Regions from separate parts of the Homo sapiens genome. Here regions 1 and 2 are each linked to region 3. The links are chromatin loops, found by intact Hi-C in ENCODE. Cell type or tissue: dorsolateral prefrontal cortex. All regions are shown on one strand. Region 1 has its middle 11 kb from the start of ADGRL1. Region 2 overlaps ADGRL1 (adhesion G protein-coupled receptor L1). Region 3 overlaps LINC01841 (long intergenic non-protein coding RNA 1841).

What was found. A loop is a pair of places that touch in the nucleus more often than their neighbours do. Peaks named below come from ENCODE experiments on the same cell type or tissue, not always from the same donor. Only the 100,000 strongest peaks of a DNase experiment are listed, where the experiment ranks them.
Region 1: a loop joins it to region 3, with 4 times the contacts of the local background. A loop is called at or near these places in 24 of 110 quality-filtered maps.
Region 2: it touches region 3 in a loop (2.3-fold over the local background); 75 of 110 quality-filtered maps call a loop at or near these places.

Annotation. Positions count from the first base shown.
Region 1 is chr19:14,216,008-14,218,507 of GRCh38, forward strand. No RefSeq gene overlaps it. Among named protein-coding and RNA genes, the nearest start is that of ADGRL1, 11 kb to the left of the region's middle. RefSeq lists silencers at 1,233-1,543, 1,445-1,554. In dorsolateral prefrontal cortex, a CTCF peak has its summit at 1,529 (motif pointing right); a DNase peak (open chromatin) is centred at 1,514; H3K4me3 peaks cover 666 bases; H3K27ac peaks cover 589 bases.
Region 2 is chr19:14,199,315-14,201,814 of GRCh38, forward strand. All of the region lies in intron 1 of ADGRL1 (adhesion G protein-coupled receptor L1), which reads right to left. Among named protein-coding and RNA genes, the nearest start is that of ADGRL1, 5.6 kb to the right of the region's middle. In dorsolateral prefrontal cortex, a CTCF peak has its summit at 1,098 (motif pointing right); a DNase peak (open chromatin) is centred at 1,044; H3K27ac peaks cover 1,491 bases.
Region 3 is chr19:14,347,242-14,349,741 of GRCh38, forward strand. The region is part of intron 1 of LINC01841 (long intergenic non-protein coding RNA 1841); the gene reads right to left. Among named protein-coding and RNA genes, the nearest start is that of LINC01842, 15 kb to the left of the region's middle. RefSeq lists an enhancer at 1,073-1,951. In dorsolateral prefrontal cortex, CTCF peaks have their summits at 1,408 (motif pointing left) and 1,609; a DNase peak (open chromatin) is centred at 1,380; H3K4me3 peaks cover 534 bases.

The DNA.
Region 1 (2,500 bases), 130 kb before region 3:
CAATATATAGTATAATATAATATATATTATATAATGTATAATATATACTGTATAATATATAATATATAATGTATAATATATAATGTATAATATATATTATATAATGTATAATATATAATATATTGTATAATATATAATATATATTATATTATATATATCAATTATATATAATATATATAATATATATAATATATACAATCAATTATATATATATTGATTATTATTATTTTTTAATTATACAGGTCAGCCGGGCGCAGTGACTCATGCCTGTAATCCCAGCACTTTGGGAGGTCAAGGCGGGAGGATCGTTTGAGCCCAGGAGTTCGAGACCAGCCTGGGCAGCATAGCAAGACCTGGTCTCTAAATAAATAAATAAATAAATAAATAAATTATATAGTCAATTTGAGAGGGAGCCAGGAGATTCGCGAGGTGATCACCACTGTCATCCAGGTGACAGGCAGGTGATGGAGGCCCAGAACAGGATGCTGGGGGGAAACGTTAGGTTTTGGGCATGTCTTAGGGGCAGAGTCAACAGGACCCCTTACTTTGCACCCTCCTTGAACTCTGCTCATGTTACTTCCTGACCACTCTATTGAAAATGCAAAACACAGGACGGGGCGCGCTGGCTCACGCCTGTAATCCCAGCACTTTGGGAGGCCGAGGCGGGTAGATCACGAGGTCAGGAGCTCGAGACCATCCTGGCTAACACGGTGAAACCCCGTCTCTACTAAAAATACAAAAAATTAGCCAGGCGTGGTGGTGTGTGCCTGTAGTCCCAGCTACTAGGGAGGCTGAGGCAGGAGAATGGCGTGAACCCGGGAGGCGGAGCTTGCAGTGAGCAGAGATCACGCCACTGCACTCCAGCCTGAGCGACAGAGCGAGACTCCGTCTCAAAAAAAAAAAAAAAAAAAAGAAAAGAAAAGAAAATACAAAACACAAAAATTAGCTGGGTGTGGTGGCGCATGCCTGTAATCCCGGCTACTTAGGAGGCTGAGGCACAAGAGTCGCTTGAACCCGGGAGGTGGAGGTTGCAGTGAGCCGAGATCACACCTCTGCACTCCAGCCTGGGCGACAGAGCAAGACTCTGTCTCAAAAAAAAGAAAACTGCAAACACCCCCACCCTCCTCACTCCCTTGATCTCCTCTCCCCTTTATCTCTCTCCAGTCCCAGAGATGTGGGGGGGGGGGGGGTCTCGCTATGTTGTCCAGGCTGGTCTCGAACTCCTGGTCCCCACAGCATATCCTGACCTAGTTTCGTTTTCATTCATTTATCTGTCTCCCTCACTAGAATACCAACTCCCCAGTCCAGAGATGTTTGTTTCTTGTTCACTGCTGTCTACCCGGAGCCTAGGACCGATCCTGGAACATAGTAGGCGCTCAGGAGAAAGCGGGGGAGTGGAGGAAAGCGAGAATCCCGGAAGCCGCCGGGTTCCAGCCTGAGCAGCAGGCGGGCGTTTAAGTGGAGGCGGATTCCTAGTTAGGCACCAGCTGAAAGGGGAGCCCGGCTGGGCTGCGCTTCCTTCCCCGGCCGCTAGGGGCCGCTTCCCCGCTGCTCTGCGGCCGCCAGGTGAGGGGGCCCCGCCCCTTCTCCCCAGGTGCTCAGGGAGTTGGGGTGTGAGGGGACAAAGTGGGGGTGAAGGGAGAGAGCTGAGCGTGTTTGAGATGGGGGCTGCTTAAAGGAAGGGAAAAATGCGTAGGGAGGTTGGGAGGTGTGAGAAGGTGAGGAGACAGCCCGGTGTTAGGGAGAGAGGAGCGGAGAGTTGAGGGAGGTGCGGGAAGATGGGTGATCAACTGGGGAGTCCGGGAAAGTCTGGCAGGCGGAAGGCCTTGCCCTGGTGGCTCCACTGGAGGAAATTTAGACCATGCATGGAAAAGACCGGGACGATTGAGGGGTGGGATTGGCCTGTGGGGTTGAGGATCCCAGGGAAGAAGCCCTAAGCTTTGCTGGACTTGGACTTGGCCAGTGTGTTCTGGGGAGGAAGAGGGATTTCTCAGACCCAGATCCCTCAGACCAGCAACGGGGAGGGACTTCTCCTTTGAGGAGTGAGATGTGCCTGGCAAGCTCACCAGCTAGCTTTTGCAGAACGTGTGGCCAGTAAGTGGCTTATTCAACCTGGCACTGACTCTGCCTCTCTCTCCTTCAAGCCTCAGGGCCAGGATTCATTGTGTAATGAATTGAGTGGTGGGAAAACAGCAATGAATGAGACAGATCCAGTCCCGGCACTGGCCAGTCCTGGCACAAAGAAGGCTGCCCAGCCCTGGGGAAGTGACAGGTAAACTGAGGCAGGGACCTGCTGGCTTTAAATAGCAGTCCCCCTCATGGTGATCTGGGCAGAGAGGACCACTCATATGGAGGCTCTGAGGCTGTTACCAAGAAAAAAGCCGGCAGGATCCAAGCTGCAATAGTGTGATAGGGAGTGTTGGGGTCTGCGGCAACCCAGAAATGCCTGCCAGGTCTAAAGGGATCCTGTGTTTGGGATTAAGGTGGATGTGGGGGCTTG
Region 2 (2,500 bases), 150 kb before region 3:
CACTGAGGGGCTGGGTACAAAAAAGTCGATTCTATAGCGTACCAGTGTTGTGAAAGAAGATAAAGCCAGGAAAAGTGGCTATGAGTGTGTGTGGGTTTGGGAGTGTGTGTGTTTTTTTTTTTAATCGTATTTTTAGAGACAGGGTCTTACTCTGTTGCCCAGGTTGGAGTGCAGTGGTGGGATCATAGCTCACCACAGCCTCTGAGCTCAAGGGATCCTCCTGCCTCAGCCTCCCAAGTAGCTGGGACCACAGGGCGTGTGCCACCGTGCCCAGCTAATTTTTAATTTTTTTGTAGAAATGGGGGCCTCGTTATGTTTCCCAGGCTGGTCTCAAACTCAAGCGATCCTCCCGCCTCATCCTCCCAAAGTGCTGGGATTACAGGCACGAGCTACTGTGCCCGGCTGTTGCAATTTTATTTTATTTTATTTATTTATTTGAGACAGAGTCTTGCTCTGTCATCCAGGCTGGAGTGCAATGGCGTGATCTTGGCTCACTGCAACCTCTGCCTCCCAGGTTCAAGCGATTCTCCTGACTCAGACTCCTGATTAGCTGGGACTACAGGCACTCACCACCACACCCAGCTAATTTTTGTATTTTTAGTAGAGACAGGGTTTCACCATGTTGGTCAGGCTGGTCTCGATCTCCTGATCTCAGGTGATCCACCCACCTCGGCCTTCCAAAGTGCTGGGATTACAGGCATGAGCCACTGTGCCCGGCTGTTGCAATTTTCAACAGGATGATCAGGAAAGGCCATCTCCCCTGGAGAAGATGACATTTCAGCAAACCCCTGTGAATTTGAGAGAGGAGCACGCAGGTGTTCAGTTCAGGAGAGTTAGAAGAGCATCCTGGGCAGGGTCACAGCCCGTGCAAAGGCCCTGGGGCTGGACCGTGCCTATATGTTTGAATAACGGTGGCAGCTGCATCGAGGAAGCGGGTTGTGAGCTGGTGAGGAGAGTGGGAGGAGGTGAGAGCAGGGAGGTGCCGGGAACAGACTGTGCAGGACTCGCCTTGTACTTTAAACACACAACTGCTCCCCAAATGGGGCCGCCCCTCTGCCCAGCCTTCACTCCCAGAAGCCACTAGGGGGCGTTCTGGGGCAGGGTCGGCCAACCATGGTCAGGCCCCCGCCTGCCTTTGTACAGCTGGTGAGCTAAGAATGGTGTTTACATTTTTAAAGGACTGAAGAGAAGAAGAGAAAAGAGAACAGGCCACAGAACCCGTCTGCGGCCCGCAAAGCTTGCAGGATTTACCATCGGGCTTTCTACAGAAAAGTCAGCCAACCTCTACTCTATTTTATTTACGTATATATTTTTTTGAGACAGGGTCTTGCTCTGTTGCCCAGGCTGGAATGCAGTGGCGCGATCACAGCTCACTGCAGCCTTGACCTCCCAGCTCAAGTGATCCTCCTGCCTCAGCCTCCCGGGTAGCTGGGACGACAGGCGTGCGGCACCATGCCCAACTAATTTTTAAATTTTGTATTCTGTAAAGAAGGGGGTCTCGCTTTGTCGCCCAGGCTGGTCTTGAACTCCTGGACTCAAGTGATCCTCCTGCCTCAGCCTCCCAAAGTGCTGGGATTACAGGCGTGGGCCACTTTTTCCCACTGGCAACCTCTACTCTACAGCCATCACTGCCAACCCAGGACAATTCTGCCCCTGATCCCAGTATGTTTAGCAATGTCTGGAGACTTTCTGAGGTGTTACGACTGTGGGGCTGGAGGTGTCACTGACATCCATCGGGAAGAGGCTAGGGTGGCCTCTGAGCATCCTATAGTACAGAGGACAGCCTCCCACAGAGAATGATGCAGTGCCGAAGTCAGGAGTAATGGAAATCGTCTAGGAAATCCTGTCTGGGAAAGCCAGCCCCGGACCCCTCACCTCCTCAAGGGATAAGAAGGAGAATCCATCTGGCTTCCTGACCTGATCATTTGTGACCTGCAGGGTATTTTTAGCCTCTGAGGGAGGGGCACTGGCTATTCTGAGTTTTTTTGTTTTTTTTTTTTGGCGGGGTGGGGGGGGGCAAGGTTATTTTTGGCCTGGGCATCTATTTATTGAATTTTTATCTCCCCCCAAATTTTGGAACAGGAGACAGTGAAGGCAGGGGCATTTTTTTTTTTTTTTAAGAGTCAGGATCCTGCTTCGTCGCCCAGGCTGGAGTGCACTTGTGCAATCATAGCTCACTGCAGCCTCAAACCTCTGGGCTCAAGCCATCCTCCCACCTCAGCCTCCTGAGCAGCTGAGACTACAGGTACATATTCACGATGCCCAACTATTAAAAAAAAAATTTTAGAAACGAGTCTTGCTATGTTGCCCAGGCTGATCTCAAATTCTTGTCCTCAAGCAATCCTCCCACCTCGGCTTCCCAACATTCTGGGTTTACAGGTGTGAGTCACCACACCTGGGTCAGGTAAGACTTCTTGAACGCACACTGTGGGCCAGTGATGACTGTTGACACCTGGGATTCCCAAAGCAAAGCAAATCACAACATCCTCGCGCGCTTGGA
Region 3 (2,500 bases):
GAATCCTGTATCACTTTGGGTAACTAGAAAATCTATTGAAAAATGTTTTTAGGCTGGGCGAGGTAGTGCTCACCTGAAATCTCAGCACTGAGGGAGCCTGAAGCAGGAGGATGTCTTGAGCCCAAGAGTTGGAGACCAACCCGGGCAACATGGCAAGACTTCTCGTCTCTGCAATAAATAAAATACAATTTTTGTTGTTGTTGTTGTTTGTTTGTTCTTTTGAGACGAAGTTTCGCTCTTTTTGCCCAGGCTGGAGTGCAATGGCGTGACCTCAGCTCACTGCAACCTCTGCCTCCCGGGTTCAAAGGAGTCTCCTGCCTCAGCCTCCCGAGTAACCGGGATTACAGGCGCATGCCACCACGCCCAGCTAGTTTTGTATTTTTAGTAGAGACGGGGTTTCGCCATGTTGGCCAGGCTGGTCTTGAAATCCTGACCTCCAGTAATTCACCCGCCTCAGCCTCCCAAAGTGCTGGGATTATAGGCGTGAGCCATGACGCCCAGCCAAATACAATGTTTTTTAAACATACATTGTTTTTTAAACATTGGCTGACTCTTGGCCAAGCATCACGCCTGTAATCCCAGCACTTTAGGAAGCTGAGGCGGGCAGATCACTTGAGGTCAGGAGTTTCACACCAGCCTGGTCAACGTGGTGAAACCCTGTCTCTACTAAAAATACAAAAAATTAGCTGGGCGTGGTGGCGCGTGCCTGTAATCCCAGCTACTCGGGAGTCTGAGGCAGGAGATGGCTTGAACCCAGGAGGCAGAGGTTGCACTGAGCCAAGATCCTGCCACTGCACTCCAGCCTGAGTGACAGAGCAAAACCGTGTCTCAAACAAACAAACAAACAAAATGGGCTGACTCTGGACTCACACAGGCCTGGTGTCTCCAATCCCAGCCTTGCCATTTTCTGGCTCTATGAACCTGGGTGAGCCGCATCGCCTCCCTGAGCCTCAGTTTCCCCATCTGTAAAACGGGGATTCACCCATTCACCATTCCACAAATGTGCACCCAAGACCCACTGACACCAAGCGCTGCGCCCAGCTCTAACCTATATAAAGTTAAGGAAGAACACGAACATGGTAAGTGCGTCTCCCCCTCCCCCAGGCATGGAGCTGCTGAACTAGTTTTGGGAATGGAATCAGAGCACGCGTGGACAGATGGAGGGAGCCCTCAGCTGCCCGGACTCTGCAGCCCACCACCCCCACTCTTCTCAGATCCCCCTCGTTTGACCAAAAAGCCCCTCTACCACGAGGTAGGACCCCAAGCAGGATCCCAGGGACTGGCGTCCAAATCCGGGCCAGGAACTGACCCCAGCAGCCAGACCCGGGACGGGGCTAAAGCTCGGGTTTTTCCACCTCCGCTTCCCGCCACTGCAGCGCGGGGAGCGAGCGCCACCTGTGGGCCTCCAAGGGGAGGTGCGTGCGACTCCCGGGGAGGTGGACGGTCGCCCCCGTTTCTCCCCAACCCGGGGGACCTCGGGCCCTCCAGGAGTTTCGGAAACAGCTCTCATCTCTTAAATTCTCCTCCACAACCCACTTTTCCCGGCTGCCATTTCCCAGCTAGAACTCGTCGTCCATGCATTCATGCAACATTTATTGAGCACCTACTGTGTGTATTGAGCAAACCTAGATCATTGCTCTAGGTTTAGAGTACACAGAAGACAGAATGGGGCTGGCTCAGGCCTGTAACCCCAGCCACTCAGGAGGCTGAGGTGGGAGGATCACTTGAGCCCAGAAGATGGAGGCTGCTGTGAGTCATGATGGCACCATTGCACTCCAGTCTGAGAAACACAGCGATACCCTGTCTCTAAAAGTAAAAAGAGGCCAGGTACAGTGGCTCGGCCAGGCACGGTGGCTCACGCCTGTAATTCCAGCACTTTGGGAGGCCAAGGCGTGCGGATCACGAGGTCAGCAGTTCGATACCAGCCTGACCGACATGGTGAAACCCCCTCTCTACTAAAAATACAAAAATTAGCCAGGCGTGGTGGCGGGCGCCTGTAATCCCAGCTACTCAGGAGGCTGAGGCAGGAGAATTACTTGAACCCAGGAGACGGAGGTTGCAGTGAGCAGAGATCGTGTCACTGCACTCCAGCCTGGGCGACAGAGCAAGACTCCATCTCAAAAAAAAGAAAAAAAATGGAAACAAAACAGATAAACCTCCATGCCCTTCTGGAGCTTACAGTCCAAGGGAAGAGAGAAGAGAGGAGGAAGAGGACAACAGGCTGCAAGATCATTGCTGATGGCAGTAAGTGCAGTAAGTGTTCTGAAGGAGAAAGTATATACAGGGATGTCACTGAAGCACCTGCTGTGGGTAGAGTGGGTGGAGTGGGCTCTGAGGAAGTGACGCTTATCCTGAGGCCTGAGAAGAATAAAGCCCCAGCCATGCCGAGTCTGGAGCCAGGATTTCCAGTAGAAGGCGCAGCCAGCGCAAAGGCCCTGTGGCAGAAAGGAGCTCGGGTGTTGAACAGTGGGAAAGGAGGTCACAGTAGCCAGAGCCGAGA